2 separate regions of the Homo sapiens genome follow, and region 2 is linked to region 1. The links are chromatin loops, found by intact Hi-C in ENCODE. Cell type or tissue: CD14-positive monocyte. All regions are shown on one strand. Each heading gives the region's core, and the rest is flanking DNA. Links, peaks and the distances in the headings are about the cores only. Region 1 overlaps VDAC2 (voltage dependent anion channel 2). Region 2 holds the start of LOC124902460 (a long non-coding RNA gene).

Region 1 (11,515 bases), core at 3,771-8,770:
GATGAAGAGATGTACAGTGCAAAACATAGGAAGGGACACAGCTTCAATGCCCTCTCCAGACATGCCACCTTCCAGTAACCTCAGCTACCTAGCTCACTGACCTCTGTCCTTGTGGGTTTTCATGAGGCTTCATTATACAGGCATGACTGATTAAACCACTAGCCATTGGTGAACAATTAAACCTACAGCCCCTCTCCCCACCCCCTCTAATCACACCTTGGTCTCTCCACTGACTAGCCTCCAGCCCGAAGCTACCTAAAGGTGGCCAGCCACCAGTCAAAACTCATTAGCATACAAAAAGATACTTAATACTTTCGGGATTCCAAGGATTTTTTAGGAGTTCTATGCCAGGAGAGGGAAGGAGAACCAAATATATACTTCCTAATATCACAAGGAGCATTAAGCAATGCTTCTGGGTACTGCTGAATTGGAGTGGCAGCTAACATTACTGAAGTGGGAAAGGCTAGGTACATTTCCAAACTAATTCCCAGGAGTCATTAAATGACACAGGGGTCCCAAGCTGCCTTCCCATTTTAACTATGAACTCCTAGTAGCTGAGAGAAGCTTCTTCCACTTACATTAAATCTGTTAAAATGCCACAGACATCCAAGAACATCAATGTAAGTAACAGAATAGTGTACTGTATGAATCTTGAGGTTTTTATTGCTGTAGTGCAATTAGAAATGGAGAAGGCGGCCAGCTGTGGTGTCTCATGCCTGTAATCCCAGCACTTTGGGAGGCTGAGGCGGGTGGATCACTTGGGGTCAGGAGTTTGAGACCAGTCTGGCCAACAAATCCCATCTTTACTAAAAAATACAAAAAAATTAGCCAGGTGTGGTGGCGGGCACCTGTAATCTCAGCTACTCAGGAGGCTGAGGCAGAAGAGCTGCTTGAACCCAGGAGGCGGAGGTTGCAGTGAGCCAAGATCGCACTACTGCACCCCAGCCCGGGCGACAGAGACTCCATCTCAAAAAAGAAAAAAAAAAAAAAAAGACAAAGTGATGATTAAAATACTAGCCAGGTGCAGTGGCTCATGCCTATAATCCCAACAGCCTCCTTTGGGAGGCTGAGACAGGATGATAGCTTGAGCCTAGGATGGGCAACATATGGAGATCCCATCTCTACAAAAAAACATCAAAAAATTAGTTGGGAATAGTAGGAGGCTGAGGTTGAACCCAGGATGTCAAGGTGCCGGGAGTCGTGATTGTGCCACTGCAGTCCAGCCTCGACAACAGAGAGCCTTAAAAAAGCACTATTATTTCTGACACAGTAAGAACCACTCAGGGACCAAACACCAGCTATACCTGGACTTAGACAGGCCTATGGCTCAAGGTTATCATCAACATTAACTCGGCAGCTTTTGAGGTTAAACAAACTCCACCAGCCTGGCCTGGAAATAAAACGTCTAACACTGTATCCATCAAAAAAGCGCATTTCAAAATCTAAAACTAATCTATCTGTAAACTGGGGACTGTGTGAAATCAGTTCAAATTTTCAACATAATTCAGTATACCCAAAGACTCATTCCCACAACCAAAACCCCCATTCTAAGTCCACAAAAGTACTCACAGAAATGGAAGCAGTGGGATCCAACTGATATTTAGCTGCAATGCCAAAACGAGTGCAGTTGGTACCTGATGTCCAAGCAAGGTTTACTGAAGTGTCAAGATCTTCACAAACTTTCTGATAAATTGATCCTCCAAATTCTGTCCCATCATTGCTATAAGATATTTTAAATTAGTAGATCTAGAATAGACAATGTAATAATGTCTAAGGCACAGGCTGATTTGTAGCATTACATTTAAATAAAAAACCACAGCTCAAGTGGGTCTTTAGTGTTCCACTGAAAACTTGCAAGTTTTAACAGGTTTTTTTCCCCAACCCATACCCATACAGGGATTGGTAAAATGAACCACAGAATATCCATTCAGTGGAATTATCACACTGTATTAAACATGCAAGAGGTTCTCAAACAGCCTTTTGGTTACGTATTTTATATATAAGTATATATACACACACATATAAAAAGGTGAACCACAACATTAACAAAGATTATATACCTAGCTGGCATGATTGTAAGAAACGTAGGTTTTCTTCTTTGTGCTTCTGTTATTTACCAATGAATTTTTACAATGGAAAGAAAAACATTTTAAGTACTTTCTATGTATCTATCTAGTTTGGGCTAGGTAAAAACACCAGGCTGGATGCAGTGGCTCACGCCTATAATCCCAACACTTTGGAAGGCTGAGGCGGGAGGATCGCTTGAGGCCAGGAGTTTGAGACAAGCCTGGGCAACATAGCAAGACCCCATCTCTACAAAAATAATTAAAAACAAACAAACAAAAAAACAACAATAGCCGGGCACAGTGGCTCACGCCTGTAATCCCAGCACTTTGGCAGATCACGAGGTCAGGAGTTCCAGACCAGCCTTGCCAGCATGGTGAAACCCCGTCTCTACCAAAAATACAAAAATTAGCCAGGCATGGTGGCACACGCCTGTAGTCCCAGCTACTTGGGAGGTTGAGGCAGGAGAATTGTTTGAACCCGGGAGGCGGATGTTGGAGTGAGCCGAGATCGCAAAAGAGCAAGACTCTGTCTGAACCAAAACAAAAAAAGAAAGAAAAAAGAAAAAGAAAAAAAAACCCAACCACAAAACACCATACATTTTAGGCAATCCTATCAAGTCAGCATCTCACACATCAAAATAATTAAGTAAAATGAATGTACTGGTAGCAGTCTGCCAATATATAATGCCTCTTGTAAAAATACAAAGCACATTAAACCCCATATAAAATGAACATTTACTCTCTCAGCACCAAAGGTCAGACTAACAGTCTTCTACTATAAACTTTCAAGGGGCACCCTAGAAATGACCAAGAATGATTTTGTTTTTAAATGTTATGAGAAATCCTTTAGGGTGCACCCAGATCAATAAGATGACAGACATCAAAATCATCCTCTGAGGGCCCACATCACAGTATCCTATGAAAGAAATACTTACACATTAGTGTGTAGCTGGAAGTCCCCAGTCCTGTAGCCCACTGCAAAGTTATTCCTTGTCAGCTTTGATTTGGCACTGTCAAAGGTCATCTGGTAGCCAGCAAGCCAGCCCTCATAACCAAAGACAGCTGAACCATGGATTGCAGGTCCAGCAAAATCAAAGTCAACATCACAACCAAGGTTTATACACTCCCTCTTGTAAGAAGACTTGATTTTACCACTTTTCTTTCTGGAAAAAGAACAAACTGATGTCATTGGGAAAAATTTACACACACTTCTGCACAAGAGAGCACAAAACAGACTTAAATAAACTGCAGTATGACCAGGGAGTAAAAATCAGCAATACAATAACAGGGAGTAAAAAAGTCAGCTCAATGAACTACAAGACAAGGACACATGAAGCAACTGGACAGCCATCTAGGAAAACTGCTTTGCAGAACAAACAATCAGTCACAAAAGCCTGTTAGAAACACATTAGTTGCCCAAGTTAGTGCAACAACAAAGAGGCAAATATTTGAAGGCAAGCCAATGATAGCAACCATAGTATTCTAAAAGCAGATATGGGCCAGGCATGGTGGCTCCCGCCTGTAATCTCAGCACTTTGGGAGGCTGAGGCGGGCGGATCACCTGAGGTCAGGAGTTTAAGATCAGCCTGGCCAGCATGGTGAAATCCCGTCTCTACTAAAAATACAAAAAAATTTAGCCAGGCACGGTGGCATATGCCTGTAATCCCAGCTACTCAGGAGGCTGAGGCAGGAGAATCGCTTCAACCCAGGAGGCAGAGGTTGCAGTGAGCCAAGATCGCACCATTGCACTCCAGCCTGGGTGACAGAGAATAAACAAACAGGCTGCGAGCGGTGGCTCACACCTGTAATCCCAGCACTTTGGGAGGCTGAGGTGGGCAGATCACGAGGTCAGGAGTTCAAGACCAGCCTGATCAACACGGTGAAACCCTGTCTCTACCAAAAATACAAAAATTAGGTGGGCGTGGTGGCACATGCCTGTGATCCCAGCTACTCAGGAGGCTGAGGCAGGAGAATCACTTAAACCCGGGAGGCAGAGGTTGCAGTGAGCCGAGATCGCGCCACTGCACTCCAGCCTGTGTGACAGAGTAAGACTCTGTCCCAAATGAAAATAAAATAAAATAAAATAAATACAATAAAATAAAATATGGAAAAAAAAAAAAAGGCTGGGCGTGGTGGCTCATGCCTGTAATCCCACCACTCTGGGAGGCCAAGGTGGGCAGATCACCTGAGGTCAGGAGTTCCAGGACAGCCTGGCCAACATGGCGAAACCCCGCCTCTACTAAAAATACAAAAATTAGCTGGGCGTGGTGGCACGCACCTGTAGTCCCAGCTACTCAGGGAGGCAGAGGCAGAAGAATCGCTTGAACCCAGGAAGCTGAGACTGCAGTGAGCCAAGATGATGCCACTGCACTCCAGCCTGGGTGACACAGCAAAGACTCCATCTCAAATAAATAAATAAAAGCAGATACAGAGATTTCACCACCACAAGGTAGCTTAATAAGCTATCAAACAGTAAATGTACACCTTTTCTAAATATACAAAAGAGAAATACTTTTAAATGTAATACAGATAAAAATGTCTGTGCTTACCCTGTGTTTGGTGAGAAGGTAGTATCAAATGTCAGTTTCAAACCTTGACAAATCTATTTTGAAAGAAAAGTAATTTGTTTTCTTTTTTTGAAATACAAAAATAAATTAATAAAATTAATACTAAAATTTTCAAAATGTTACCTGGTCTTCAATTGCGATTTCTGTTCCCAGAGTGTTATCAGTGTTCCACTTTTCTGTGAAAGTCAGACCATACTCACACCACTTGTATTTGGTCTCCAAGGTCCCAGTAACTTTACCAGTGTCTGTATTAGATGAACCGGACGTTGAAAATTCCTAACAAGACAATCAATAACTTCATGAACATTCTCATAAGCCTAGAATTCATCACTGCCTTACACACGCACACACACACAAACCCCCTGAAACATTTGGTAAATTCATGAATCCTTTTTCTAGCTTCCTAAACACTCGTATCCTTCTGCACTGTGCTACTCTCTAAGCATATATAAGAGTGACAAATAAGCCTTTGAGCAACTGACTGCCACTTTACATACACAGCTGACACTTCCAATCAATCACAAGTTAACCTGTAGTGAATTCTCAAGTGAACAAACTGTACACCTTTTTTTTTTTTTGAGACAGAGTCCCGCTCTATCGCCAGGCTGGAGTGCAGTGGCGTGATCTCGGCATACTGCAACCTCCGCCTTCCAGGTTCAAGTGATTCTCCTGCCTCAGCCTTCCAAGTAGCTGGGATTACAGGTGCCCGCCACCACACCCAGCTGATTTTTGTATTTTTAGTACAGATGGAGTTTCACCATGTTGGTCAGGCTGGTCTCCAACTCCTGACCTCAGGTGATCCACCCACCTCGGCCTCCCAAAGTGTTGGGATTACAAACGTAAGCCACCACCCCAGCTAACTGTACATCTTTTAAGGAAGGTTTTGCTAAGGTGATTTTATTTGGGATTCAAAAATCAATGGGGGACTGAGTGTGGTGGCTCATGCCTGTGATCCCAGCACTTAGATACCAGCCTGGGCAACATAGCAAGACCATGTCTCTACAAAAATTAAGAAACCAGCTCAGCGTGGTGGTGTGCGCCTGTAGTCCCAGCTACTCAGGAGGCAGAGGTGGGAGGACTGCTTGAGCCTGGGAGGTCCAGGCTGCAGTGAGCCATAATCCCACCACTGCACTCAGCATGGGTGACACAGTGAGACCCTGTCTAAAAATAATAATGTGCCAATCCCTGGTTGCACACGAACTGAAAAAGAAAAAATACGGAGGGCTTATCTGAATTTTTTTTTTTTTTTTGAGACAGCATCTTGCCTCTGTCACCCAAGCTGGAACACAATGATGTGATCACAGCTGACTGCAGCCTCAACCTCCCAGGCTCAAGTGATCCACGTACCTCAGCCTCCTGAGTAGCTGGGATCACAAGCATCACCACGCCAAGCCTAAGGAAGACAGCTGATGTGAAAATAATAAAGAGACTACAGCCAGAAATTGTGATATCTGTAGAGTGAGAAATATCAAAAATTGTATCAATAGGAGGAAAGGCCAGTCAACCTTCTCTCAGAAAATAGAACATTTGTATAACTATTGCTCTGCTGTTAGAGACAAATCCTTAGGTCTTACATCACTCTCCTAAATTAGACCCTTTCATTAACAGGAATTTCAAGTCAAAGCATAGCCCTCAATACCTATACTAAAAAGCACTGGACTGGCTGGGTGTGGTGGGTCACACCTGTAATCCCAGCACTTCAGGAGGCCAAGGCGGGCCGATCACTTGAGGTAGGGAGTTTGAGACCAGCCTAGCCAACATGGTGAAACCCCGTCTCTACTAAACATACAAAAATTAGCCGGGCATGGTGGTGCATCCCTGTAATCCCAGCTACTCAGGAGTCTGAGGCAGGAAAATCACTTGAACCTGAGAACCTGAGGTTGCAGTGAGCCAAGATGGCACCACTGCACTCTAGCTTGAGTGATGGAGTGAGTGAGACTCCATTTCCAATTAAACAAAAAAGCACTGGATCATGTTAGGAAACACTAGATATAAAAATTAGGAGTTCTGATGTCCAGTTCTTCGTGTCATTTACTAAATGCATCACACTGAGCAGGACACAACATTTTGCGGTTTTTTTTGGAGACAGGGTCTCACTCTGTCGCCCAGGTTGGAGTACAGTGCCACAGTCATAGCTCACTGCAGCCTCAAACTCCTGGGCTCAAGCGATCCTCCTATCTCAGCCTCCCAAGTAGCTGGGACTTCAGGTACCCACCAACAAGCACAGCTAATTTTTAAATTTTTTTGTAGAGACGGGGTCTCACTATGTTGCCCAGGTGAGTCTCAGAACTCCTGGGCTCAAGGGATCCTCCTGCCTTGGCCTCCCAAAGCGCTGGGATTACAGGAATGAGCCACTGTGACCAGCCTCACTTAACTTTTTTGGGTCTGTTTCTGCAACTATAATTACAAAGCCTACCTCCGAATGATTAAATTGAACTGACACTGTGAAAGTTTGTACGTTTTCATATGCTCCACAGAAAAGGAAAGCATTACTAAAACAATATATATGGAACAGGTTTTTCTAGCAGTTTGAATGGGGAATGTGTGAGTAGCTATTTTTAATCCTGAATGACATTAATGACTCTTGGGGCCCCACCTACGGCCATTCATCAGCCCACAGATCAAGAGCCAGCCTATATACACATGCCAAGGAAGCCTCAAGAAACAAAGCCAACACCACCCTGTGGGACCAGAGTTGGGCCAGATTACAGCTCATACCCTTTACCACCAGAAATTTTGGCTTCTACATTCTGGGGTGGCTTCAGTAGCTTTGCTGTTCAGGTAAGAAAACAGAGCCAGGTATTAATGGGACTTATCTGGGGCCAGAGACATACTATAGGATCAATACCATGGTTGTTGAGTTACATGTATTAAATGTGAATAAAAACATGCTATATCTAATCCAGCTCCTACATATCCTTCATGCTCTTAAACCTACTTCCATAAAACTTTCCCTAACCCTATACACAACAATCTATTCCTTTCCAACAAAGATTTGATTATCCAACGATCTAATATTTGATATTAATTACCTCAGTACTCTCAGTTTATTTTGTCTCTCCAACTAGAAAGTAAGCTTTTTAAACACAAGGACTGAATCTTTTTTAGAAGGCCTTTTGTGTTTCAACAAATACACTAGGGGCCTCAATAGACTAACAATGGGAACATTAAAAAACACTAAAAATCACTGCTCTGTAACCTGTTAACTTGGCCAAATAAGTCATCCAATCATAACTAAACACCTAAGCTTCCTTTCAGACCAAAAAAACCAAGCGACAGATATGATCAATGTAAATCCCCAGAAATCCAACAGGCCTAGGCTTTTAAACTACAGGGCTAGCGCTGTGGCTCACGCCTGTAATCCCAACACTTTGGGATCACTTGAGGTCAGGAGTTTAAGACCAGACTGGCCAACATGGCAAAACCCTGTTTCTACTAAAAATACAAAAATTAGCGGGGCATGGTGGCAAGCACCTGTAATCCCAGCTACTTGGGAGGCTGAGGCCGGAGAATCACTTGAACCTGGGAGGTGGAGGATGCAGTGAGCTGAGATCATGCCACTGCACTCCAGCCTGGGCGACAGAGCAAGACTGCGTCTCAGAGGAAAAAAAAAAAAACAAAACAAAAAAACTACAATACGATTAAATAAATATCAGTTACATGCACTACATCAAAAATGTCTATATAGGCCGGGCGCGGTGGCTCACGCCTGTAATCCCAGCACTTTGGGAGCCCGAGGTGGGCAGATCATGAGGTCAGGAGATTGAGACCATCCTGGCTAACATGGTGAAACCCCATCTCTACTAAAAATACAAAAAAATTAGCTGGGCGTGGTGGCCCGTGTCTGTAGTTTCAGCTACTCATGAGGCTGAGGCAGGAGAAAGGCATGAACCTGGGAGGTGGAGCTTGCAGTGAGCTGAGATCATGCCACTGCACTCCAGCCTGGGTGACAGTGCAAGACTCCGTCTCAAAAAAAAAAAAAGTCTCTCTCTCTCTATATATATACATACATACATATATCAAAATAACCTATAGTATTCTAATGTGCACACACACCCACCCCTAAAATAATCTCAAAACAAAAATTTTTTAAGTAAAAAAAATTTCACAAAGTTAAATTTTACTAGCTGGGCATGGTGGCTCACATCTGTAATCCCAGCACTTTGGGAGGCCAAGGCAAGTGGATCACTTGAGCTCAGGAGTTCAAGACTAGCCTGGGCAACATGGCAAAACGTCATCTCTAGAAAAACTACAAAAAATACTCAGGCATGATGGATACGGCCTGTACTCCCAGATGCTTGGGAGGCTGAGGTGGGAAGATTGCTTGAGCCCAAGAGGTCGAGGCTGCAGTGAGCTGAGATTGTGCCACTGCACTCACTGCACTCCAGCCTGGGCAACCGAGTGAGACCCTGTCTCGAAAAAAGTTAAATATTAGTTTATCCCCTTTGTAAACAGTTCATTGAACTATCAAGACACCCAAATACCAAAATATTAACCTCTTTAAAAATATTCTTGGCTGGGCATGGTGACTCACACCTGTAATCCCAGCACTCTGGGAGGCCAAGGTGGGTGGATCACCTGAGGTCAGGAGTTGGAGACCAGCCTGGCCAACATGGTGAAACCCCAGCTCTACTAAAAATACAAAAATCAGTCAGGCGTGGTGGCAGGCACCTGTAATTCCAGCTACTAGAGAGGCTGAGGCAAGAGAATCACCTGAACTCAGGAGGCGGAGGTTGCAGTGAGCCACAATCACACCATTGCACTCCAGTCTAAGTGACACAGTGAGACTCCGTCTCAAAAAAAAAAAATTCAGATCAGGACTCCCTAAACTCATAAAATACATGTGGAAATCTTCTCCAGGGAGAACTGCTAGAAAATGGACATTATATAAATGATTAGTACACTCAAATTAATGAGTTCCTGATATTTTTATGCCCATAACTCTGACGAGCATTGTTGACAAAGGGTTACAAAAAAGTCTAATAATGGGTTCCCTGCCTTCAAATGTGTAATCTTACGAGTAAAGAGTACCACCTGACTGGTCTTTCCTAAGTTCCTTGTGCATACATAATATGACGAAAGACCACATGAAAATCAGAAATCACATTCAAGGCCAAAATAAATCAGGTTACACGCAAATCTCTTAAAACAAAGTTAACTTCTGCCTCTTCTTTAAGACAAAACAGGTAGACATCTTTCAGTTATGACCATTTTACAAGTTGAAAAATTATAAAGGTTCAATAGAACTTATTCAACAGTAACACTCACCACGCCACTGCAAGACTTTGTTTTCACATCCAGTTTCACCAACCCAAAACCTTCAACAAATAGACAGCAAAAGAAACAAAATGATTCCTTTGTATGAAAGATGCATAGCAATTGTTGACTATACATAAAAAACAAAAAGATTCCACATATTCAGAGGTGGATAAAAATGTGTTAATATACAATATTTAAATGAAATTGTTACAAATTCGTCTTTTGTAAACTGGCTTATAAAGGGCAGAATTATCCCTATGCTGCTTTGTCTAGTTTTTGGTAGTTGGTACACAAAAGAATGCTTTCAAATTATTTATTTATTTATTTATTTATTTTGAGACGGAGTCTCACTCTGTTGCCCAGGCTGGAGTGCAGTGGCACGATCTCAGCTCACTGCAACCTCCACCTCCTGGGTTCAAGCGATTCTCCTGCCTCAGTCTCCCGAGTAGTTGGGACTACAGGTGCGTGCCACCACGCCTGGCTAATTTTTTGTATTTTTAGTAGAGATGGGGTTTCACCGTGTTAGCTAGGATGGTCTCGATCTCCTGACCTCGTGATCTGCCCGCCTCGGCCTCCCAAAGTGCTGGGATTACAGGTGTGAGCCACCACGCCCAGCCCCCAAACTATTCTTAAACTTAAATATCAGATTAAAAAATCATTCAACTGAAATTTCAGAATAGCTAATAACTTATCATGATATGGCCAGGTGCGGTGGCCCACGCCTGAAATCCTAGCACTTCGGGTAGTCGAGGCAGGCAGACCACTTGAGATCAGGAGTTCAAAACCAGCCTGGCCAACATGGTGAAACCTCGTCTCTACTAAAAATACAAAAAAAAAGCTGGGCATGGTGGCATGTGCCTGTAATCCCAGTTACCAGAGAGGCTGAGGCAGGAGAATTGCTGGAACCCAGGAGGCAGAGGCTGCAGGGAGCCGAGATCACGCCCCTGTACTCCAGCCTGGGCAACAGAGCGAGATTCCGTCTCAAAAAAAAACAAAAACAAAACCAACTTATCATAATACAGACATTTAGGACATTTATGCCAATGGGGTATTTCCAACAGTCTAAATAAAGGGGAGGAGGGTATGGAACAAAATTTTCAAGAAAACTCAAATTCACCTGAAAAAGCTCATAACTCTAGATAAAGTATTAGGAGTCACCACAAAAGCAAAACAGTAATATATCGTAACTCTAGTCAACCAGGGCCTAAGCTATAACTGAAAAAAAATTAAAGCACGAGCCGTTTTTCTTAAAGGCTCAAATCTTCTAAGTACAGTTTTTAAAAATTTTGGGAAATTGGGGGAGGGGGATGTAGACTGTAAAAGAACTATTTTCACATAAGTTTAATCTAAGTATCTTAAGTTTCTAATAGAAGAATTAATACAAGGCTGGGCACAGTGGCTCATGTCTGTAACGTAATCCAACCAGGCTTTGAGAGGCCACTGTGTTTACTGGGTAACACAGTGAGACCCCACCTCTACGAAAAATAAAAAAAATTAGCCAGGTGTGGCAGAGCGTGCCTGTAGTCCCAGCTACTTGGGACGTGGGAGGCTGAGGAAAGATGATCGCTTGAGCCCAGGAGGTCCAGGCTGCAGTGAGGTATAATCATGCCACTGCATCCAGCC
Region 2 (15,808 bases), core at 4,318-9,317, 95 kb after region 1:
AACAGAACAAGACCTAGTCTTTAAAAAAAAAAAAATAAGAAGAAGAAGAGGAAGTACAAAGAAGATATAATAAATATCTTTAGAATTAGAAGAAAAGCACACTGGAAAAAAGATCCAGTTGAGATGGTTTTTTTTTAGGTGATTCAGAATACAGAAAGAAGTATGGAGGAAAAGTAGGGCTTCTATATTACGAAAGTGTCAACTTTTGTTAAAAGACCCTTTTGCAGAAGAAGTAATACATTTTCGTCAGTATGTGTCTGAAATTTTGCTATTTAGGCACTAAAACCAATTATATGCATGTATTAATAATGCAATACAAACAGCTGGATAAAAAAGCAAATCTTTTCATCTCAGGCTTGCAACTATTCACTTCCTTTAATCTGTAATCACCCCAAGGCACCAGCCCAGTATCACTGTGTACCACTTCTAATCAATAATTCCCTTCCCCACCCCCTGCCGACCACCCATAGTAACCACAAACCTATCTTCATGATAATCCCTTGTTTTTCTTTATAGCTTTACTACCTAAGCATATATCCATAAACAATATAGTTTAGTTTTCCCTGCATTTGTACTTTATATGAATGGAACAATACCATATGTATTCTTTTAATCTTACACCAATGTAGATTTCAGAATTCACCTGTTATTAAAAATATCTAAGCTGGGTATGGTGGCTCATTTCTGTAATCCCAACACTTTGGGAGGCGAACTCAGGAGGACTGCTTCAGCGAAGAAGTTCAAGACCAGCCTGGGCAACATATGGAGACCTTGTTTTTATTAAAATTTAAAAAAACAGAAGGGCGGGTGCGGTGGCTCACGCCTGTAATCCTAGCACTGTTGGAGGTCGAGGCAGGTGGATCACTTGAGGTCAGGAGTTCCAGACCAGCCTAGCCAACATGGTGAAATGCTGTCTCTACTAAAAATACAAAAATTAGCTGGACGTGGTAGCATGTGCCTGTAATCCCAGCTACTCGGGAGGCTGAGGTAGGAGAATTGCTTGAACCTGGGAGGCGGAGGTTGCAATGAGCCAAGATCGCGCCATTGCACTCCAGCCTAGGTGACAGCGACTCTGTCTCAAAAAAAAAAAAAAAAAAAAATTAAAGAAGAAAAAAAAATCAGAGCCAGATTAATTTTAGAGGGCTGTTAAAACAGTTTTAAGGTTCAAAATAATACAGGGAACGTTAAATAGTCATTTTAATTTGTCAGTAAAGACCGGTAAAGGGTTTATCACCTAGGAAGAGTTAACTGCACTGAATGGGAAAGTATATTCAACCAGAACAAATAAAATATTCTTCAAAGGAAATACAGTGAACAAAAGTACATGTTGTTCCTTAGCATGAACTAGTTAATCCTTTCTGAGTTAAAATGTCTCAAGAGGACTTGTTTATTTAACATTTACATGCTGAATACTGTCTGTCATGTAACTGGGATTATCAGCTATCCATTCAATACCTAGTTAAAATAGTAGGAAGCAGACAGGATGTACAGCTAGAGGATATGTGATGTCAGCAGAGTGTTATTCCTTAAAAAGAATGTACACCCTAACTCACAAACTCAAGTTCTGAACCGTGTTCAGTGCATTTTCAGGAAGTAACAATAAATTAGCTAACATTCATGGCATTTACAGTGTCTGAGGAACTGTTCTACGTGTTTGACTTATATGCCCAAATAATCCTCACAACTATATAAAGTAGGTACTATTAATTTCCTCATTTTATAGATGTGACAACTGATATAAATGGGTTAAGTTCCCCAAGATCAACTTGTACTAGCAAGTAGTACAGAGAACTGTTCAACCTAGGCAATCTCATTTTAAAGTTCATATTCTTACCCATGACAATATACTGCCTCACATGAACTGAGGGCTCTTGTACTTCTGCAAGAACTAAATCTCAAATATAAAATACTAAATATTTTCTAGTTATCAGCAGAAGAATGTATCAAAGTTACATTACATAACAAAGATTTTTTTTTTTTTTTTTTGAGACAGAGTCTCGCTCTGTGCCCAGGCTGGAGTGCGGTGGCGCAATCTCAGCTTATTGCAACCTCTGCCTTCCAGGTTCAAGCGATTCTCCTGTCTCAGCCTCCCGAGTAGTTGGGACTACAGGCACAAGCCGCCTCTCTCCACTAATTTTTGTATTTTTTAGTAGAGACACGTTTTCACCATGCTGGCCAGGCTGGTCTCGAACCGTTGACCTCAGGTGATCTACCCGCCTCGGCTTCCCAAAGTGCTGGGATTACAGGTGTGAGCCACCGTGCGCAGCCTAATGAAGACTTTTTGAATCACAATTTTGCACTGTTCAGTCTCAAACATTTACTAAGTGTCTATTATATAGAGATGCCAGACACTAAGGCACTGAGGATACAATCCGGCCAACCCGGTGGCTCAGGCCTGTAATCTCAGCACTTTGGGAAGCCAAGGCCAGAGGATTGCTTGAGCCTAGGAGTTTGAAATTAGCCTGGGCAACATAGGGAGACCTCATCCCTACAAAAAAAAAAAAAATTAGCCAGCGTGGTGGCACGTGCCTATAGTCCCAGGTCCTCAGGAGGCCAAGGTGGGAAGACCACTTGAGCCTAGGAGGTTATGGCTTCAGTGAGCTATGATCATGCCATTGTACTCCAGCCTGGATGACACAGCAAGATACTGTCTCAAAAAAAAAAAAAAAAAAAAGCAAAAGCACTCATATGTTACATTTATTCATCTATTAAATATTTACTGTACACATACTATATGAAGGGTATTACACTAGGCAATGTGGCATTCATCCAAATGAATCTGAATCAGATCTTGCTCTCAATGATTCTACAGTCTAGAAAGGGATATTAAAGAGAGTCATAATTAGTTCACTCAATCCTCAAAAGACTAATAAAGTGGATATTTATCTAATTTGCTAAAAATTGGAAAGTTAAAGGAGTTGGAAAAGAGAAGTTATTTCCAGTTGGTAAAATCAGAAAAGAGTTCTTGGAAGTGACTTTTGAGCTAAGCGTTAAAGGAGTAGTAAAATTATGTGGATAGAGATGAATAAAGTACAATAGCAAAAATTTAAAAATAAATAAATAGATCAATAAATAAAAATAAAAGTATACTAGCAGAGGAAATTGCATGACCAAAGTATGAAGGCAGGAAACAGTGGTGAACCATCAGTATGTAAAAGGCACAGGGGAATAACAAGATAAAAAGTTGAAAATATAAACTGGGGCCAGATGATGAAAACCTTTTTGTTTTTGTTTTTAGTATAATCTCCACTTTATCTTTTTCCAGAAGATAGTTTTTCTTCAGTCCTTAAGGAGTCGGCTCCTTATACGGACTTTGGTGGAGGTCATGGGGCAGCACTCAAAAGTCTAAGTCAGGTAGACATGTTTGGTCCTTGCAGGCTTTACAAGTTCGATTCTTGACTACCTTTCTGCGAATGGCACAACTCATGTAGTTATGTAGCTTCACATACAGCTTTGGAAGCACATAGGTGCCCAAGGTACTTGTTTCAGAAATGTCCCTGATAGCTGTGGGCTCGACTATGTTTCAAATAATGAACTTTATTTTTTTTTCCTTTTTTTGAGACAGGGCCTCACTATGTCACCCAGGCTGGAGTGCAGTGGCACAATCTTGGCTCACTGCAACCTTTGCCTCCTGAGCTCAAGTGATCCTTCCACCTAAGCCTCCCAAGTAGCTGGGACCACAGGTGTGCACCACAACGCTGGGCTAATTTTTGTACTTTTTTTTGTAGCGATAGGGTTTTGCCATGTTGCCCAGGCTGGTCTCAAACTCCTGGGCTCAAGTGATCCTCCCGTCTCAGCCTCCCAAAATGCTGGGATTACAGGTGTGAACCACCACACCCAGCCTCAAATGATGAACTTCTTAAAAGGCTTGTCCCTGGGCATACATCATGCACAGTTCATGCAGCAAATAGGCTGCATAAGGCAGTAGCCCTTTTAGACACAACAGTTGTTCCTTCTTGGAAACGAGGACCTGAGAGAGCCATGGAAACCTCTGTCAAGTTAAAAACATTCTACACACAATGGGATTCTCTGCAGATAGCTGAAAAAGAGGATGACATAATCAGAGTGTGTTTTAGAAAGAATAATTGGCTAGGTGTGGTGGCTCATACCTATAATCCTAGCACTCTGGTAGCTGGAGGCGGGAGGATCACTTGAGGCCAGGAGTTCAAAACCAGCCTGGGCAACATCGTGAAATCCCATCTCTGTAAAAAACAAACAAACAAAAACAACAACAACAAAAAAATTAGCTGGCTGTGCTGGCATGTGCTTATACTCCCAGCTACTTAGGAAGCTGAGCCATGACTGTGCCATTGCATTCCAGCCTGAGTGACAGAGTGAGACCCCATCTTAGGAAAAAAAAAAAAGAAAAAAAGAAAGAAAAATTGTCTTAAGAGTGTAAAACAGATTGTGAGACAGGATGGAATATAATGACAGACATGAAGACAGAATGAAGGAAACAGCTTCTAAAAAGTAGAGGAACAGAAGAGAGAGCTACTCTTCAGTATGTGTACCGTTTTGCTCTCTAGATTTTTCTGACAGGTACCTTTTTTTTTTTTTTTTTGAGATGGAGTCTCGTTCTGTCACCCAGGCTGGAGTGCAATGGTACCATCTCAACTCACTGCAATCTCCGCCTCCCGGGTTGAAGCAATTCTCCCACCTCAGCCTTCCAAGTAGCTGGAACTACAGGCGTGCGCCACCACGCCTGGCTAATTTTTGTATTTTTACTAGAGACAGGGTTTCACCACGTTGGCCAGACTGCTCTCGAACTCCTGACCTCAAGTGATCTGCCCGTCTTGGCCTCCCAAAGTGCTGGGATTACAGGCATGAGCCATGGTGCCTGGCCTCTGACAGGTACATTTTAAAAAATAAATGGATTTCTGCTTGCAGGAAGATGGAGTAGACATACTTTTTCCTATTACTCTATGGACATTATATATAAAATAAACATAAGAAGACTCTGAGAAATGAAGAGGAAGACTGACTGGCCAGGCACCTTGGGACCCAAGGAACAACACAGTAGTGAGCTCTTTGGGTGTTTTGTTTGTTTATTTTGCCATATATATCCCAAAGTGGATACTAGAGAAGCTAGCAACCTGGAAATGTCAAAGGTGCAGATAAAAAAAGCTCCAAGAAAAAACAAAAGACCGGCTGGGTGCAGTGGCTCACGCCTGTAATCTCAGCACTTTGGGAGGCTGAGGCAGGCGGATCGCTGGAGCTGAAAAGTTTGAGACCACCCTGGGCAACATGGTGAAACTCCGTCTCTACTAAAATACAAAAAATTACCTGGGCGCGGTGGAGTGTGCCTGTAGTCCCAGCTACTCTGAGGCTGAGTAGCTACTCTGAGGCTGAGTAGCTACTCTCAGGCTGAGGCTGGAGAGTCGCTTGAGCCCTGGAGGCAGAGGTTGCAGTGAGCCGAGATCATGCCACTGTACTCCAACCTGGGAGACAGTGAGACTCCACCTCAAAAAAAAAAGAAAGAAAAGAAAAACCAAAGGACCAGAAAAAGAGACAGCCTAGCAAGATGTAAGACTTTTAGACAATAACCCACTCTATTCCAGCCAAACACCACATAAAAAACCAGCCCCATTTCCACTCCCACCCTCACCAGGAAAGGCCAAATGGAGAGCCTTGATTTTTAAGCCTGTCAGGTTATAATCCGGCCATATCTCTCTCCACACCAGGGTGGTATCAGAGAAGACCAAGTAGGGAGCTGGGATTGTCATCATTGTCTAGCAGTAACAAGTCTCTCCCCCTCTCTTAACATGCTGTCAGAGGAGTCCATTTGGGGAACTTGGACTTCAAACCCAAACAGCACTTATGAGGCACCCCTCCTGCTCCTTGCCGAGGTACTACCAGAGGAAGCCTGCTGGAGACTCAGGATTAACACCACTCAGTGGTATATCGGAGGTAACAAAGCCACCCACAACCCTCATCTCCTTTACCCGCCCAACCCCCTGCACAGGGTGGGGTGGGGTGGGGTGGGGTGGGGTGGGGTGGGGTGGGGTGGGGTGAGGTGGGGTGGGAAGCAAGCATGAGGTGTCCATTTCCTTCCCAGCAAGCAAGGTACAAAACTTAACCCTTCTCCACCTGGCACTATGGAGATGGTGTCTGTAGAAGGGCCAATATCCCTCACGAATATAGATGCAAAAATACTTAACCAAATATTAGCAAACAGAATTCAGCAATATATAAAATTAATTATATATCATGACCAAACAGGGTTCATTCCAGGGATGCAAGGCTGGTTCAATATTTGAAAATCAAACAACGTAACTCACCATGTTAACCTGCTAAAGGAGAAAAAACACAGGAGCATATAAATAAAAAAAGCATCTAACAAAATTTTTATCGCAAATACCCATTTATAATACAAATTGTCAGAAAACTGCTAACAGAGGAGGATTTTTTGGGGAAGGGGTAAGAGACGGGGTCTTGCTATGTTGCCCAGGCTAAACTCCACGGCTCAAGCATCCATTCCTGTCAGCCTCCCAAAGTGCTGGGGTGCTGGGTTTACAGGAGAGAGCCACAGTGCCCAGCCAAGAATTTTTTTTTTTTTTTTTTGAGACAGAGTCTCCGTCTATCATTCAGTCTGGAATGCAGTGGCATAATCTCAGCTCACTGCAACCTCTGCCTCCAGGGTTCAAGTGATTCTCATGCCTCAGCCTCCCAAGTAGCTGGGATTACTGGTGCCCCCACCACGCTCAGCTAATTTTTCTATTTTTTTTCTGGAGACAGGGTTTTGCCATGTTGGCCAAGCTGGTCTCGAATGCCTGACCTCAGGTGATCTGCCTGCCTCGGCCTCCCAAAGTGCTGAGATTACAGGCGTGAGCCACTGCGCCCAGCCTATAATTATTTCAAAATAAAAACTGAGAAAATTTTAAAAGAAGCACAATGTCCCAAAAAATAGCAAATATGGTATATGTGTATATTTTTAAATAAATAAATATCAAACTAGTAATATTTACTCCTTGAATGGGCCCTTTCACTGTCTACATTAAAAATTTCTAAAATTTCTATATTCCATACAATAAGAATGTAATACTTATAATCAGAGAGAAAAGGTTTTTTTAAGAAAATGATGTGATATGATTTTGAAAAAAGAAAGAAAATGAAAGCAGTATTATTTTTCACTGTTTGAAGCAAATCTCATTTAAACAGATATAAATAGAAAATTAAGAAAGTCGCTGGGCATGGTGGCTTACTCCTGTAATCCCAGCACTTTGGGAGGCCAAAGAGGGTGGATCACTTGAGGTCAGGAGTTCAAGACCAGCCTGGCCAACATGGTGAAATGCTGTCTCTATTAAAAATACAAAAATTAGCTGGGCATAGTGGTGGATGCCTGTAATCCTAGCTACTTGGGAGGCTGAGGCAGGAGAATCGCTTGAACCTGGGAGGCAGAGGTTGCAGTGAGCCAAGATCGCACCACTGCACTCCAGCCTGGGCGACAAAGTGAGACTCAGTCAAAAAAAAGAAGAAAAAAAAATTAAGAAGGTCAATTAAATTCAATTATTAACCCATATATGCATATACACACTAAGTATATGCATGAGGCAACCAGCAAAACCAGGAAGTCCCAGAAAAGATCTGATCCAGTTCCATGACCCATTAACAGTGTGATGTTGGAAACAGCTTAACCTTTATCTCATAAGGGATCCAGAGATTACAAACAGAAAGTAATTTGAAACATTAAACGTGTTGTGTTTTGTAAATCAGGATGACAGAGTTCTTAGGTTAGAAATGGAAGTGACCTGAGAGATCTAGTACAATTCCTCAATTTACAGCTGAAGAAACTAAGGCTAGAGAGTTAAGCTTCAGATAAATAAGCTATTTGCCAACAACATCTGATATACAGCCCAGAAAGTAAAGAGTACTGGCTCTAGAATTAAACTGCCTAGGTTCAAACTGAGGATTTACCACTCACAGTTATGTGACCCTGCAGAAGTTACATAACTTTCTTGGGCCTCACTGTCTTTATCTGTAAAATGAGGAGAATTCCTACTTCATAGGCTTGTTGTGAAGATTGCATGGAATTATACATGTAATGCACTTACAATAATGCACTTATAATAATGCTTAGCAAACAGAAACTGCTCAAAAGTCCGGGTGTGGTGGCTCCCGCCTATAATCCCAGCACTTTGGGAGGCCGAAGTGGGTATATCACTGAGGTTAAGACTTCAAGACAAGCCTGGTCAACATAAAACCCCACCTCTACTAAAAATACAAAAATTAGCCAGGTGTGGTGGTGCACGACAGTAGTCCCAGCTACTCGGGAGGCAGAGGCAAGAGAATCGCTTGAACCTGGGAGGCGGAGGCTGCAGTGAGCTGAGATTGCACCACTGCACTCCAGCCCAGGCAACAGAGTGAGATTTCGTCTCAAAAAAAAAAAAAAAAAAAAAAAAGATGGAAATTACTTTTCAACATAACAACGTAATTAAGCTACATAAACTGAGAAACAATAATATAAAATAGAGGTTCTAGTTACTCAATGCATTGCTCTACACATCAATATGCACTGCTCATATAACGACTTAACATAAAATTTAACTATTAATAAATATTTCCACAGGAGCATACCACTCACCAACATTTTAAAAAGTATGACGCTGGCCGGGCGCGGTGGCTCACGCCTGTAATCCCAGCACTTTGGGAGGCTGAGGCGGGCGGATCACGAGGTCAGGAGATAGAGACCATCCTGGCTAACACGGTGAAACCCCATCTCTACTAAAAATACAAAAAATTAGCTGGGCATGGTGGCAGGCGCCTGTAATCCCAGCTACGGGAGGCTGAGGCAGGAGAATGGCATGAACCTGGGAGGCGGAGCTTGCGGTGAGCCGAGATCGTGCCACTGCACTCCAGCCTGGGCAATAGAGCGAGACTCCATTTCAAAAATAAATAAATAAAATAAAATAAAAAGTATGTCAGTGATGTAACTGATTACTGTTGATACCTGAAAGCACTTCTGTACAGTTTGGGAATTGGGAAACTTCCTAAAGTGATAGGCACTAAAAACTAGAAAGACACAGCTATTCCACTGGGCTTAATTATACCAACACACAAGAGACCAAAATAGCCTCTAATCCATCACTGGACAATCTTTACTTTTTTTGAGACAGTGTCTCACTCTGTCGCCCAGGCTGGAGTGCAGTGGTACAATCTCGGCTCACTGCAACCTCCACCTCCCAGGTTAAACCGATTCCCTTGCCTCGGCTTCCCGAGTAGCTGGGATTACAGATGCGCGCCACCACGCCCAGCTAATTTTTTTGTATTTTTAGTAGAGACGAGGTTTCACCATGTTGGCCAGGCTGGTCTTGAACTCCTGACCTCAGGCAATCCGCCTGCCTCGGCCTCCCAAGGTGCTGAGATTACAGGAGTGAGTCACCGTGCCCAGCTAACAATATTTAAAATACAGAGAATATATCAACAAAATGAAACCTTTACAATATGCTTACTTTTACAGAAGCAAAATCCATGTTCAGATGGTGATTACAGTGACTTAAACATGCTGGATTTTTCTTGTAGTTTCACTTCTCACGTGTGCGCACGTGTGTGTGCATGTGTGTGCAGAAAATCATCAAAAATATTGGAGTACAACCAGCTGAAGCAACTGTCCTCTATTCTAAATTCTGTGATTGTATTTAAAAGCCCTACATTCAAATGCCCCTAAAGGAATTCACAACTGATAAAACTTGACTCATAAATACAATATGTGCTATTTGTATAAATTATTATTGATTCACGCCTGTAATCCCAGCACTTTGGGAAGCCAAGGCGGGCAGGTCACCTGAGGTCAGGAGTTCGAGACCAGCCTGACCAACATGGAGAAACCCCGTCTCTACTAAAAATACAAAAAAATTAGCTAGGCATGGTGGTGCACCCCTGTAATCCCAGCTACTCAGTAGGCTGAGGCAGAATTGCTTGAACCCAGGAGGCGGAGGTTGCAGCGAGCTGAGATCGCACCACTGCACTCCAGCCTCAGTAACAAGAGCGAAACTCCGTCTCAAATTAAAAAAAAAAAACAAATCATTACTGATTTAGTTTACAAAATTTAAAAGTTAAACAGCTTCCAAATGATGTATAAAACGTAAAAAAATTAAGATCCATATCCCAAGATAAACACTGAGGAAGAGACTTCAAACATTATATAAAGCTAGAGTTAATAAATTTTTCTTAGGGCAATTATATATTATAGATGCACTGAAGCTGAAATACAGCTAAATCAAATACATTTAGCTTATCTAATATCCACATAATAAAGACTACATGTTTGCAGATCCATAAACCAGAACATAAAAACAATTCTTATGAAAGCAAAAAGCCTAAACTATGATGTAGGAGGATAAGGTTTAATTTGGGCATATATGGCTAAACTTTGTGATTAATAACTCTGTAGTTTATAGTATTTGGGATTATCCAACTTTTTTCCATACTATTTTAAAATTTTTACCATAAATGAAAACATTTTCATTCAGCAAACAAAAACTACTCTTTTCTCTTTATACTTATAGAAAGATATTTTTCTTTTTCTTTTTTGAGACGGAGTCTTGCTCTGTCGCCCAGGCTGGAATGCAGCGGCGTGATCTCAGCCCACTGCAGCCTCTGCCTCCCAGGTTCAAACAATTCTCCTGCCTCTGCCTCCCAAGTAGCTGGGACTATAGGGGCACACCACCACACCTGGCTAATTTTTATATTTTTAGTAGAGACAGCATTTCACCATGCTGGCCAGGCTGGTCTCGAACTCTGATCTCAAGTGATCTGCCTGCCTCACCCTCCCAAAGTGCTGGGATTACAGGCGCAAGCCACTGTGCCCAGCCTATTTTGCATTTTCTTAGCAAGCACAGGGTATTGTTTCCAAAACATCGATAAAATCTGCAATAATTACAAAACAGTTTCAAAGACCTTGCACTAACTCCTACCATCCATTTTGAAACTCTTTAGTGGTGATTTTCTGTTTTGTTATGTCCCACTTCTGAGCAGTAGAATTTAGGGCAGCATCTTTAAAAGAATTAAATTCCCTCCTCAGTTACATCATCATTCTCTTGGCTGCACTTCAGTTCTTGGACTTTTTTGCTGCTCTAACCGTGAACTCTTATAATTTCACTCAAAAAAAGTTGTCATATATACCAAATAACATCTTTTTCTGGTTCCAAATAGCCTTTAAACTAACTTCTACTATCAGGCTGCACCAAGTTATCTACACCAAATCCAGAACTGTCTCCCCTCAATGAGTAAGAATCTGACAGATATTACCGTCCATTTTATATTCTCAGTTATACCAAAAATTTTTCCACGATGATAGGACTTTGGTGATAAATTTGGTAAAGGGTTCCTGACCTGGCTGCAATGCCACAGCAAACCAGTAAAGAAGCTAAGTATCTAAAATTCTAATTTTTATTCTAACCAGGCTAGCAGTTTAACATATCAATTTGGTAAAATCTTTTTTGTTTGTTTGTTTGTTTGAGAAAGCATTTCACTCTTGTAGCCCAGGCTGGAGTATAATGGCGCAATCTCGGCTCACTGCAACCTCTGCCTCCTGGGATCAAGCAATTCTCCTGCCTCAGCCTCCCAAGCAGCTGGGATTACAGGTACGTGCCACCACGCCCAGCTAATTTTTTTGTACTTTTAGCAGAGAAAAGGTTTCACCATGTTGGCCAGGGTGGTCTTGAACTCCTGACCTCAAGTAAGCCACCCACCTTGGCCTCCCAAAGTGCTAGGATTACAGGTGTGAGCCATCACGCCCACCCTTTTTTTTTTTTAAGATAGGGCCTCACTCTTTACCCAGGCTGGAGTGCAGTGGCGCAATCACAGCTTACTGCAGCTTTGACCTCCTGGGCTCAGGTGATCCTCCCACCTCAGCCTCCTGAGTTCTGGGACTATAGGTGCACACCACCACACCCGGCTAATTTTTGTATTTTTAGTAGAGACGAGGTCTCACTATGTTGCTCAGGCTGGTCTCAAACTCCTGGGCTCAAGGGATCCACCCACCTCAGCTTCCCAAAGTGCTGGGATTACATGCATGAGTCACCCCACCCAGCTGGTAAAATCTTTATTTTTAAATATGCTACACTGGCAGGCTGCGGTGGTTCACGCCTGTAAACCCAACTTTGGGAGGCCAAGGGGGGTGGATGCCTTGAGCCGAGGAGTTCAAAACCAGCCTGAGCAACATAGTGAGACCTCGTCTCTACTAAAAACACAAAAAATTAGCCGAGCATGGTGGCACGCGCCTGTAATCCCAGCTACTGGGGAGGCTGAGGTGGGAGAATTGCTTGAACCCGGGAGGCGAAGGTTGCTATGAACTGACATCACGCCACTGCACCAGGCTTCGGCAACGAAGTGAGACTCTGTCTCTAAATAAATAAATAAATATGCTACATCCAAAATCTAATCAATATAATGGAAAATGAGAAACTGGCTCAAGACTTCAAACTCCATTAAATATTGTGAAAATGGATTGGATTTGCAGCCAAATTTTAATGTATGGTTTTGGAAATCTCTGGCTTTCATGCTAATATTATATTGATGGAACTGACATCAATTCCATTTAATCTCAAAGTTCCAAACTAAAACAGATTTGCAAGTATTTCCAAAAACTCAGTGACACCAGTTAACCTATAGGAAGGCCCTAAATTAGCAGAATCCATGGTTCTCACCTCCAACTAGAATTTATCTGTCAAAAATTTCAAGACAACAGAACAAGTATCAAGATAACAGATACTCATGTTACTACCTCTTGTCCTCTGCCACAACTCATAAGCTTAACTAAATGCACTTCAAAAATTTAAGACACTCACACCTGTAATCCTAGCACTTTGGGAGGCTGAGGTGGGAGGACTGCTCGAGGCCAGGAGCTCTAAACCAGCCTGGTCAACATAGCTGATACCCCATCTCTACAAAAGAAAAATTTAAAAAAATTAGCCAGGTGTGGTGGCACACGCCTATAGTCCCAGCTACTCAGAAAGCTGAGGCAGGAGGACTGCTTGAGCCCAGGAGTTCAAGGCTGCATAAGCCATGATCGCGCCACTGTATTCCAGCCTGGGAGACAGTGAGACCCTATCTTTAAAAAAAAAAAACTACCAAAAAATACTTAGACAAATATAAATATAATTCACTGCCCTGCCCCACAACACTCTTTTCTGAGGTACATATCATAAAACATTGTTTTATGGTGAAACACTGTGGTGAAACTATTATAACCAAGTTTTTCTTAGTTAATAGTCTTTTTTTTTTTTTTTTTTTGAGACGGAGTCTCGCTCTGTTGCCCAGGCTGGAGTGCAGTGGTGTGATCTCCGCTCACTGCAAGCTCCGCCTCTCGGGTTCATGCCATTCTCCTGCCTCAGCCTCCTGAGTAGCTGGGACTACAGGCGCCTGCCACGAGGCCCGGCTAATTTTTTTGTATTTTTAGTAGAGACGGGGTTTCACCGTGTTCGCCAGGATGGTCTCGATCTCCTGGCCTCGTGATCCGCCCGCCTCGGCCTCCCAAAGTGCTGAGATTACAGGCGTGAGCCACCGTGCCCGCAGTATGTTACATTCTATAGTATTGTGAGGACCCAATAACAGAACATTTCAATACGGAAACATGAAGTCACTGAACTCAGCTAAAGGTTAGGCTTCAGATCTGTGATGATGGTACTGTGTGTATGGGAGGAGGGGGTTCAGGAATATTCACATCACAGGTCTGTTACAAATCCATACCCACACATTCATATGGCAAATTACCAGGAAGCAACAGCGGTAGCATGTAAACACCAATCTGTTTTCCCAGTGTGCCTGGCCCATGCTCTCCTATTTTTAGTTAACATCTTGATTTCTCAAGGCCAAGAAAACCACAAGACCTAAAGTAAGCATCACTGTCCTGATGATATCTGTTGTCAAATGGCTTTCTCTGTTCTTGCCCTACTATTAACCCCTCAATGTGTTACATCATACCCTTAGAGCAAAACAAAAACAAGAACAAAAACTGGTTCCAAAAGAATTCCCAAAATCACATGTAAGCAAGTATTAAAGATACGGCATTTTGCAAATAAGTAACTCTTTATTTGTAAACAAATATAAATACATGAGACGTGAAAATAATCAAGGCTCTCCCCTGTCATCTCTGCAAATAAGTAAAACATTTAATCTAATCTGGGAATGAAATAGTATAGTCCTCCTCTATAACCTAAATCCCTTAAAAGAATTTTGATTAGCTCATACTGTATTTTTTCACCAAATACCACAATCATTCAAAAGAGCTTCATAGGTAATTTAGCAGAATATGCAATTGTATTCATATCTCGTATAAATCAGTTTGATGTCCAAAGAGAATCAAAGCTACAGAAGCTTTAAAATTAAAAAGTGAATTCAATCTTAGTTCATTAACAATCCACTGGCATATGAAAAATGAAGGGGGTAGAATCTGAAGACAGGAAAGATTTCCATCCATAAATTAACGGGCATGCTAGGTACACCCAACAATTAACACCATATATTACATCAGGCCTGGAAGTAAAAATCTTGAAAGAATAGCTTGTTAACATGGCATTCTTATAAAACAATAATAATACTATTCATGGAAACATCTGTGATTTAAGTTTCTCAAAAAAAGTGTTCAAATTTCAATTCTTAGAAAAGCCATGAAAATGTCTTAATCAGTAACAGCAAAGTTTTGAAGAAGTATTGAGGATCTAATGATTAACAAAATAAAAAAATGTTTATAAGCAACTGTGCAATGTGAATAAGCTTTTGCAGAAGGGGGGTTATGGTACTGAAATCAAAACTGATTTACCTAAATATGTCTGCATATTCTGCCATCGCAGTCATGATGGCTTCTTCTGCCTTAGAGAAACCGATTTTTTTTTTTTTTTTGAGACATATCACTCTGTTGCCCAGGCTGGAGTGCAGTGGTGTGATCTCAGCTCACAACCTCTGCTTCCCGGGTTCAAGAGATTCTCCTGCCTCAGCCTCCTGAGTAGCTGGGATTACAGGTGTGAGCCACCACACCTGATTAATTCTTTTTATAGTATTAGTAGAGATGGGGTTTTGCCATGTTGGCCAAGCTGGTCTTGAACTCCTGACCTCAAGTGATCTGCCTGCTTCGGCCTCCTAAAGTGGTGGGATTACAGGAGTAAGCCACCACACCTAGCCAAAAACTGATTTTCTTTATTCAATGGGTGTGAGAACTGACAAAGGGAAACAAAAATTAAAAAACTATTAGACATGCTAATATGTTAATTGTACAACTCCATCTAACAGTTTCTCTTTAATTTTGCAATAACATTAAGCTGTAATCTTAATAGAGTTCTTATATTGCAGTTCAGCAAATTTTTACATGCCATGACTTTTATTCACAACTAAGTATGAAGATAAGGTCTCCAGAGGATCTCACTCTAAAGATAAAACCAACAAACAGTAATATTACATAAACTTCAACTGAAGATAATTTGTATTAAGTTAAAGAAAAGGGAATTAATACTTTAACAATCTCAGCATTTTTAGCTAAGAATTCACATATCCTTTGAAGAAACAATTACTATTCCACTGTGCATCTGAGGGTATGTCACATAGCCCATACACATAAACTAATTTAAAAGCTGTTGCAAATCAAATTATCATCTCATGAAGATTAAACAGTAGATATCCATTTAGATTTAATCAAGCATTTAGAAAACGCTTGATGCTAACAAAAATTAGCCAGCCATGGTGGCGCCCACCTGCAGTCCCAGCTACTCCCAGCTACTTGGGAGGCTGAGGTGGGAGGATCACTTAAGCCTGGGCAACACAGCGAATCTCTGTCTCAAAAAAAAAAAAGAAAGGAAAGAAAAGAAAAGAAGGA

Evidence for each region. A loop is a pair of places that touch in the nucleus more often than their neighbours do. Peaks named below come from ENCODE experiments on the same cell type or tissue, not always from the same donor. Only the 100,000 strongest peaks of a DNase experiment are listed, where the experiment ranks them.
Region 2: it touches region 1 in a loop (5-fold over the local background); 45 of 110 quality-filtered maps call a loop at or near these places.

The regions. Positions count from the first base shown.
Region 1 is chr10:75,212,457-75,223,971 of GRCh38, reverse strand. VDAC2 (voltage dependent anion channel 2) reads right to left here. Exons shown (of 10, transcript NM_001391963.1): 4 at 9,902-9,951; 5 at 4,757-4,909; 6 at 4,616-4,668; 7 at 3,002-3,229; 8 at 1,570-1,720. Among named protein-coding and RNA genes, the nearest start is that of VDAC2, 7.4 kb to the right of the region's middle. RefSeq lists enhancers at 1-11, 766-1,521. In CD14-positive monocyte, for the core only: no CTCF peak of the experiment used is centred there; no DNase peak of the experiment used is centred there.
Region 2 is chr10:75,113,366-75,129,173 of GRCh38, reverse strand. All of the region lies in intron 1 of SAMD8 (sterile alpha motif domain containing 8), which reads right to left. LOC124902460 (a long non-coding RNA gene) reads left to right here and starts at 5,475. Exons shown (of 3, transcript XR_007062202.1): 1 at 5,475-5,523; 2 at 5,773-5,907; 3 at 9,458-9,531. It also overlaps the pseudogene RPS26P42. In CD14-positive monocyte, for the core only: no CTCF peak of the experiment used is centred there; no DNase peak of the experiment used is centred there; H3K27ac peaks cover 941 bases.